2 separate regions of the Homo sapiens genome follow, and region 1 is linked to region 2. A link is a contact called in ENCODE POLR2A ChIA-PET data. All regions are on one chromosome and are shown on one strand. The core of a region is the stretch at or near the end of the contact, and the rest is flanking DNA. Distances in the headings are between cores, read along the strand shown.

Region 1 (4,539 bases), core at 1,711-4,210, about 14 Mb after region 2:
TTTTTTTGTTTTTGAGACGAAGTTTCGCTCTTGCTGCCCAGGCTGGAGTGCAATGGCACGATCTCGGCTCACCACAACCTCCACCTCTTGGGTTCAAGCGATTCTCCTGCCTCAGCCTCCCAAGATGGGATTACAGGTGTGTGCCACCATGCCCAGCTAATTTTTGTATTTTTAGTAGAGACAGGGTTTTGCCATGCTGGCCAGGCTGGTCTTGAACTCCTGACCTCAGCTGATCCACCCACCTCGGCCTCCCAAAGTGCTAGGATTACCGGCATGAGCCACCGTGCCCGGCCTCGTGTAATAATATTTAATTAAGAAAAAGCCGGGTGCCATAGCTCATGTCTGTAATCCCAGCACTTTGGGAGGGTGAGACAGGAGGATCACTTTAGTCCAGGAGTTTGAGACCAGCCTGGGCAACAAAGTGACACACCATCCCCCACCTCCCGTCTCTACAAATAATTGTTTTTAAGAAGGATAAAGAAGAGTTTGAAAAGAGAGACATCAAACTGTTAGTTATATTTACCTTAAAAAGGAGAGAAAGAACTGAGATTTTTACTTTCCTTTCTATAACTGTTAAACAATTAAAAATGGAAATATTATATGCAATTTTGTGAAAATAAAAATTTTAAAATAGGCCAGGCGCAGTGGCTCACGCCTGTAATCCCAGCACTCTGGAAACCAGAGGCAGGCGTATCACCTGAGGTCAGGAGTTTGAGGCCAGCCTGGCCAACATAGTGAAACCCTTTCTCTACTAAAAATACAAAAATTAGCCGGGTGTGGTGGCAGGCGCCTGTAATCCCAGCTGCTACTCAGGAAGCTGAGGCAGGAGAATCACTTGAACCCGGGAGGCAGAGGTTGCAGTGAGCTGAGATTGCGCCACTGCACTCCAGCCTGAGCGACAAAGTGAGACTCTGTCTCAAAAAAAATAAAAAATAAAAAATAAATCATCCTTATGAAAATACTTTTCAAAGACAAATGAAATAGACCCCAACAATGTCTACTCTAGCAAATTTTCAAAGTCATAATAAAAATAAAATAGGATGACTCGGTGGTGTTTTAGCTGGTACTTTTCCAGTTTTCCTTTTACAACATAATCAACAATGACTTCAAAAGGATTTCCCCCTCCTTCATGGAATATTACTACCTTCAACACGGCCTTTCAGATCCGGAGTTCAAAGCATAGTTAGCATTATAATTTCAGCAGAGAATCCAGAATTGGCAGGATATCACCAGTAGGGTGACTTTTTTTCTTTTCCCTAGCAAACAGTAGAGCAGTATGTAGTTTCTCCCCCCGCCCAGACGGAGTTTCGCTCTTTCTCCCAGGCTGGAGTACAGTGGCACGATCTCGGCTCCCTGCAACCTCCGCCTTCCGTTTTCAAGCTATTCTCCTTCCTCAGGCTGCCGAGTAGCTGGGATTACAGGCGCCCCCCACCACGCCAGGCTAATTTTTGTATTTTTAGTAGAGGCGAGGTTTCACCAAGTTGACCAGGCTGGTCCCGAACTCCTGACCTCGTGATCCGCCCGCCTCAGCCCCCAAAGTGTTGGGATTACAGGCGTGAGCCTCCGCGCCCGGCACAGTATGTAGTTTCTAACTACAATTTCAAAAACAAAAACAAAAAAACCCCCCCCGCCCCCGCAAAAAAAAACCTCAAAAAAAAAAATGTGACACATAAATACACAACCTTAACTGTGTATTTTACTGGGATTGTAGAAAGGTATCAAATGGGCATGCAAGTAAGGTCCTTACGGAGTAAGAAAACGCCCAATGAACAGTACTTAATATGAATTCGACATCGTTAACACTGAGCGCTTGCTGTGTGCCAGCGCGCAGCATAATTCGAAGCAGCATGACTTTGCACAATGACATATTCTACAAGTCCAGTTTCCTAAGGAGTGCCCTTAGGTTACATATAACCTAAACGTGAAATGTAGAAGTACATAAAGGAGGCATAAAGTTAAAGGGGAAAAATTATAAATACTAGAAAAAATTGCATTGTATTATTTTGATGGCTGAAAAATGGGCTCGACCCTGCATGCACGCGTTCTCCATTGAGCTCGACAATATGCAGTATTTTGTTTCACGTTATGTCGCAGTCTTAGGGAGGAGTGAAACGTGGAACACGACTTCACATCAAAAATGCACGTTGCAGAGGCATTTTTCCTTCGGGGACGCCGGAAGACTTCGCCACACGCGCGCCCTCTCCGCGGACACCAACGTGCTGACGCATGTTCATTAGCGAGCTGCTCCCTCCATTTTGTCCCCAGTCTCCTTTAGGCGAACTGCGCGGTTCTATGTTAAAGCCACTTAGTAATGAAACTATAAAAGGGAGGAAGTGGGGTGGGCGTGGGAGCCCCGTTTGCGCAAGGCAGGCGCGGGGGACTAAATGGCTGCTGGTGCAGAGTGGGGCTGCCCCGGCACCAAGGGCTCGTCCCGTGGCCGGAAGGACAAAGGACACTTAGGGGACGAGGGCCGCCGAGCCAGCGCGGAGCGCCTTCCGGGTCGGTGGGCTGGGGCGGGCTGGGGGCTGGGGCCGGGCCGACCCCCGCGGTGGGGCCCACCCCGCAGGACAAAGCAGCGGCCCCGCCCCTCGGCGCGCGCCCGAGGCTCGTGCGTGTGAGCACGCGCGCCGGAGACGGTTAGAAATGGCGGTTGGGGCGGAGCAGGGGGCTGGCGCGGGAAGCGGGGCTGTCTGGCTCGGTTACGCCCCCACCTCGCCAGGAATCTAGGAGTCGGTTTGTTTTCCGAACCCATCTCCTTCCGCTCTCCCGCCCCTGCAGGCTGTGTGCCGAGCTTGGAAGAAAGTGTGACCCGTTCGACGGAACAAAGGACATGACAGCCCGGCCCCGTGCGGCCACTGCGGAGCGTTAGGAACATTCCCTAAAATGGCGGCCGGCGCGTCGGAACAGGGCGGGAGGCGGCGGCGCGTGGGGGCGGGACGGGGAGGGGCGCGGCCAGCCGGGCTTCTGCTTCCGCGACCCCGGCGGTGCAGGGCGGGTGGAGTCGCGGAGTAGTCCTCATGGCCGCCCCGCCGGAGCCCGGTGAGCCCGAGGAGAGGAAGGTAACCTGGGGGTCGGCGGGGCGCGCGCCGCGGGTGGGCGGTGGGTAAGGACGTTCTCCGCGGAGCTCCTAGGCCCGGAGCACGTGTCACTGGCTTCTCTGCCACCCATGGGCTTGAAACTATTTTAACTGTTCCTAGTCCTTATCCCAAGCCTCCAACATTTTAATCTAAGTGGCCGGGACAAAATTGACCAAAACTAGGGGGAGGAGGGGACCAGTAGTACTAATGACTTACTACAGGTCATTATGAAATAAGCTAACAATACTGAATCTTTGGCGAGAAAATTTTGCTGCTAAGGGCACTGCACTGTAATTTGTTAGTAAAGGCTAATAGTAGAGATTAAAGCTCCGTTGAGGACAGGTGCCTTGTCTTTAACACGTTGTATTCATCACATTTAACATAGGAGTAATTGCTGAGGGATGACTTGATTGTACTACGATGAGATGAAGGGTTAAGATTTCTTCCCCATCACCAGTAGCCTCCCTAGCTGGTGTCCCTGTCTCCATACTCTCCTGAATCCACCTTCCACTATTGTCCGCTGGCCCTTTCCAGCCTGTAAACTGGACAGTTTTCATTCCTCTGCCTAACATCCAGTCGTAGCAGCCCATCCTATCTCTTTAAGGATAAAACCCAAATTCTTGGTATAGTAAAGCTAAACCAAGCGCTCTCCCTGGAAGGGCTCCTGTGTTTCACCAAAGCTGACTTACGTACTTTCCCCATCTTCCCAGGCATCTTGTACGTCGTTACATTTATCATATTGGAAGGTAATAAATGATCTTGTTTTCCTCTTTTCCTGGGCTCCTTATTAAGAGCAGGGAACCTAATTTATATCCTCAGGGCAGAACAGGTATTCAGAAAAGAATAATGCAAGAGGAAAAAAGTTTAATATAAACTAGGGAGATCGTAACATTGGCTAATCACGAGCAAATATTTATAGAAGACCCACTGTGTGCTAAATGGCTCCTAATATATACTTAAGATATTCTCCCAGCTTGGAAATTCTGCTCACTTCTTGCTCTTGCTTGCTTCTCTGGTGGGCTTCCATCCAAATTTGGCCATGACATCAGATCATATGGTTAATATTAACAAATATTGTATAAATTGTTTTCATACTTAATATCCAACAGGTTGTCAGTTTACGTACTACTGGTGCCTTATCTGTTTTTACTGTCCCATACACTGCCCATCTGGAATAAGCTTAGTGTTTAAAAAAAAAAAAAGATCTTTGCATACACACAGTAAATCCTAGATTCAGTTTTGTGATAAACACTGGAATCCTGAATGGGACTTTTGGTAGGAGATAACTGCTGTTTTTAAAGGTCATAAAGGTGGTTTAATCCATTGGAAATTAAAAAAAAAAAACTTAAAAGAGGATCAACATTGACCTATTTAACTGGCCCATCAGTAAGTAGCAAAACAATACTGTAGTTGTTGAAATGAAGATAGTTATAAGCCTCAAACCGAGCACAGTCAGAGGTGG
Region 2 (4,248 bases), core at 692-3,191:
CTGGAAAAATACTTCTGGGAATGGCACGTTGACTCCCAAGCCACCATAGCAAGACTCCAGAGCATGTTTATAAACCACAGCTTCACAACAGGAGCGGCCCCGAGGTTTTTCTATCTCTTGCTCAAGTATGGAATTTAAATAATCAAAGATGATCTTCCTACTTCACCCCCGTGGTTCTGCTATGTCCAAGTTCAGACTGTAAACACACTACGTGTAGATTTATCTAATTAAAATGCAGTTCACCAGCTGTGTGATGCTTATGTCAATGAATGTTTTTTAATAAATTAAAAACGGTTGGCTTGGAATTTAAGTGGTTCTGTAAGAAGCTTAGAAAATCTTTTCAGTGAGAATTGGAAATCACTTCAATGCCAGCTACAGAGTAGGAAGACAATATCTCTTTGATTAAAAGTGTTAAGGCTGCTTTCTGAATTCAATTAAGTCTTAGTTTTCAGAACAGATAATGCTCCTGAAAAAAAAGTATGCATACCCTGAATTTTTCTAAACAATATCTTAAATGCACTAGATACATATTTAAAAGATTCCTATAACAATTTATTTTTTGGCAAATTTAGTTTTGGGAAAAGGCAGCTTTCCTAATGTTAGATTTCTTAACAATTTACCTATAGGGAAAGGAGACAACCTGGACGAGGTGAATGGAAAGGGAGGCTTTTAAAACGAGGGGATTGGGAGGAGGTGATGGGGGCCAGTAAGATGGTAGAAAAGAGGAAAAGTTTTTGATTTCTTCTTGCCTGGCCTACGCCTGGCCGAGAAAGCTGGGGAAAGACTCGCTGTTGCCTAAATCCCTGCCCTTGTCCTACTTTTAGCGTCACCCTAAATCATGTGTGTTCTGGTCCACAAACAGCTAATGTACTTCCCAAGCACAGAGAAACACTGAGCCCATGGTATGGAGCTTAGACACAAGGCGAAGAACTCACATGGACAGCACCCAGACCGGGAGGACAGCCACCTCCCACCTTTCTCAAGAGGGTTTGGGCAATCAGCTTCGCGGGGCTGAGGGACCCGGCCGCCTCCCTCGCCCGGGGTGCGCGTCTGCTTTCGCAGCCATCTGTGCGCCGGGGCCATCCCGCGGTAATCGGATCACGGACGCGCGGCCTGGGGCGCCGGAAAGGGGGCCGGGCTGTTCCAATCTGCTGTCTACACTGGCGGCGGACAAAAGTTGTCCTCTTCGTGGTAGGAAAACGCAATCGCGTTAATCCGTTGGGCCGCTGTGAAAGCCTTTCCCCCACCGGGAAGGTCTGTTTCACTCGGGGAGAGGTGACAAGGCCGCCCCCGCCCCCAGGCCAGGCACGAACCCCGCACAGCGCTTCCGGGCGCCCAGGTTTCCGAGCCAGCGGGGCCGGACTGAGGGCGCCGGGCATAAGAAAGCCGCCCTCTGCGCGCGGGGCTCTCCCGCGGGGGTTCCAATCGTGGGCACGGAGCACGCGAGAAAAATGGGGGTCGTTGGGAGGACGGCGCCGGCGCCTGGGGCGGAGGAGCCCGAAAGGGCGGGTGGGCGCGGGGACTTCCGGACAGAGCGCGGTCCCCGCGAACTTTCCCGGGACGGCGAGCCCGGCCGGGAAGAGCCCCAGCTCGCGGAGCCCCACTCACCATCTCTTTGCGGAGCAGCGCCAGAGCGGCGTCCAGGTTGGGAGGCTTGGCGGGCAGCGCTGCCGCCCGGGCCCCGCCGCCGCCCGGGCCCCCGCGGCTCAGCTCGTCCTGGATGCGCGACTTCTGCGCGTACAGCCGCTCCAGGTGCCGCCAGCCCCCAGACGCGCCGCCGCCCGACGCCGAGTGCAGCAGCCCGCTCAAGCTCTTTGGCAGCGGGGGCAGCCCGTCCACCCGCAGCCCCCGGACCGCGCCGTTGCCCGCGGCCCCGGGCGCCGCCCGGGCCCCACTCATCGCGCCGCGGCCCGGCCACGCGCCTGCCCCGCTGCAGCGAACCAAGGCTTTCCCCCGGCCCGCCCCCTTCCCGGCGGTGCCCCGCCCACTTCCCCTCCCGCGCCACGCCCCCCCGGCCCCGCCCCCTCTCCTCGAGGCCCCTGCGCGGGCCCCGGGTCCGGGTGGCGTCCGCGTCCAGCAGCCGGGCTCGCCTCCACCCGGGTCTCCTCCTCCCTCGCGCCCCTCCAGCGCCCTAATTCATCTCCAACTCCGCGTGACTACCCTCTAACCCCCCGACTCACCTCCAGCCCCGTCACGAACCCTTCTGTGCCACTCCCTAGCTCCGAACCTACTAAGCCCCCCGCGACCCGCAGCTTCCCGGTTCACCCCCATCTCTGTCCCCACCTCCTCTGAACCACCTCCCAGCTTCCCGGCTCACCCCTAGCTCCGAACCCTCTCACCCGCGCCACCCCGAACCCCAGCTTCCCGGCTCACCCGCATCTCTGTCCCCACCTCCTCTGTGCCAACCCCCAGCTTCCCGGCTCACCCCCAGTTCCGCCCCCACGCCCTCTGTGCCACCCTCAGCTCACTGGCTCACCCTCAGCTCCGAACCCACTCACCCCCCACCCCAGGCTTCCGGATCACCCCCATCTCTGCTCCCACCTCCTCTGTGCCACCCCCAGTTCACTGGCTCGCCCCCAGCCCCGTCTCCACTCCCTCTGTCCCACCCCTCAACGCCCGCTCACCTCCAACCCGGCTCCAGACTTCCCCCTTACCTGCCAGCGCTCCTCAGCTCCTTGCCTCACCGATCCCTGCCCTGCCCAGGGGGCGGCCCAGCTTCAGATCCCACGAAGCAGGCCGTTGCAGGGGGTGGGGGTACCGAGGCTCTGGCTCACAACCGGCAGGACGTCGAGGGCAGGAGGCCTGGCTCTGGTCCCAGGACCCCCGGCCCTCCCCGAGGGCGGAATCCAGCCCGCCTCCTGCTGCCTCCCACTCGCCGCGGGGGGCGGCTGGGGGCCCCAGACCCGGGCAGGTCGCTCCTTGCCGCCGGGCGCGCTGGCCTTCTCAGCACGGCCTTGTCCAGCAGTACCCGCAGCAGTCAGCAAGAACGCCAGACCCACTTTTGAAACTTCAAAACACTAGTAAACATGCCTTTCATTCTGGCCATAAACACAAGAGTAACTCTAAGTGGAAATGTCAGGAAACCAGAGAAAGGGATTAAATCTCGGAAATTATCCATCAGCTCAGGCAAAAATAAACACGACGCACACCTCAGAGGAAAAGAGAAGAGAGAGAGAGACTCTGCCCCTCCCAGGAAAAGTAAAAATGACAGGCAGTTATAACCAGATTAGAGATAGAAAAGATCAAGAAGTAAACGCTACAGCCCAACCGCAGATTAAAAACTAATGCAGTGTATAGATTGGATAACTTTAATGCCCATTCATTATTGGCTTTAATTATAAAGGGATTTAATTTTCTAGCTACATTCAAGGGGATCAAAATTATAAAGTGTTCTGAGCACTTCAGACACCCAACATAAAAGAGCCCTGCACTTTGGGTTGTTTTATACCCTTTACCACCTCCTAGAGCCCACCCCAGAAGCAGTGTCTTTGAAATTGGCACAATATTCTCCCTGGACGGTTGCAAGTGGGTGAGACTGATATGAAGAAGCTTTAGTGCAGGCGGTGTGATTGACAGCACCCAGGCTTCCCACCCCACCCACTGCCCAGAATTTTCCGCCTCTTCACTGTGCCTCACCTTCTACTAATTACCTAGTCACATTTCTGGATGTCAGGTATTTATTCATTCACTTATGTAAACGGTGGGTGTCTTCAGGAGAGTGACCAGTCTGCCTGTGTGGGAGTAAGGGAGAGGAAGGGGTGGGAAGCATTTTGACATTCGGTTCACACCTTAGCATGAATTTTTTTTTTTTTATGAGACAGTCTATCACTCAAGCTAGAGTGCAGTGGCGTGATCTCAGCTCACTGCAACCTCTGCCTCCTGGGTCAAGCAATTCTCCTGTCTCTGCCTCCCAAGTAGCTGGAATTACAGGCATGTGCCACGACGCCCGACTAATTTTTGTATTTTTAGTAGAAATGGGGTTTCACGATGTTGGCCAGGCTGGTCTCGAACTCCTGACCTCAGGTGATCCACCCACCTCGGCCTCCCAAAGTGCTGGGATTACAGGTGTGAGCCATCGCGCCCAGCCTGCATGAATTTCTTTAATTTCACTGGTTACAATGCAGTCTCACCTGTAGTACCTAGCAGAAATCACTCAAGGTAGGTGATAGGAGATTCAGCTATGTGATGGTGAAATAAGAAAAGAAATCACTTTGAAGTATCGGGGCACTGAAAGCATTTTAAAGCACA

The links. ChIA-PET counts read pairs that join two places held with the same protein, here RNA polymerase II (POLR2A).
Region 1: POLR2A ChIA-PET joins it to region 2 with 10 read pairs in T-cell. The contact joins the promoter of COX20 here to the promoter of FAM89A in region 2. POLR2A ChIA-PET finds 5 or more read pairs at or near these places in 2 of 52 experiments (T-cell and naive thymus-derived CD8-positive, alpha-beta T cell).

What each region holds. Positions count from the first base shown.
Region 1 is chr1:244,832,698-244,837,236 of GRCh38, forward strand. It overlaps COX20 (cytochrome c oxidase assembly factor COX20), which reads left to right and starts at 2,961. Exons shown (of 4, transcript NM_198076.6): 1 at 2,961-3,059. The coding sequence starts at 3,018. RefSeq lists enhancers at 872-1,631, 2,135-2,194, 2,735-2,854 and silencers at 2,355-2,694, 2,935-2,984, 3,025-3,314.
Region 2 is chr1:231,038,313-231,042,560 of GRCh38, forward strand. It overlaps FAM89A (family with sequence similarity 89 member A), which reads right to left and starts at 1,942. Exons shown (of 2, transcript NM_198552.3): 1 at 1,609-1,942. The coding sequence starts at 1,899. RefSeq lists an enhancer at 620-1,301 and silencers at 964-1,043, 1,684-1,733, 1,994-2,103.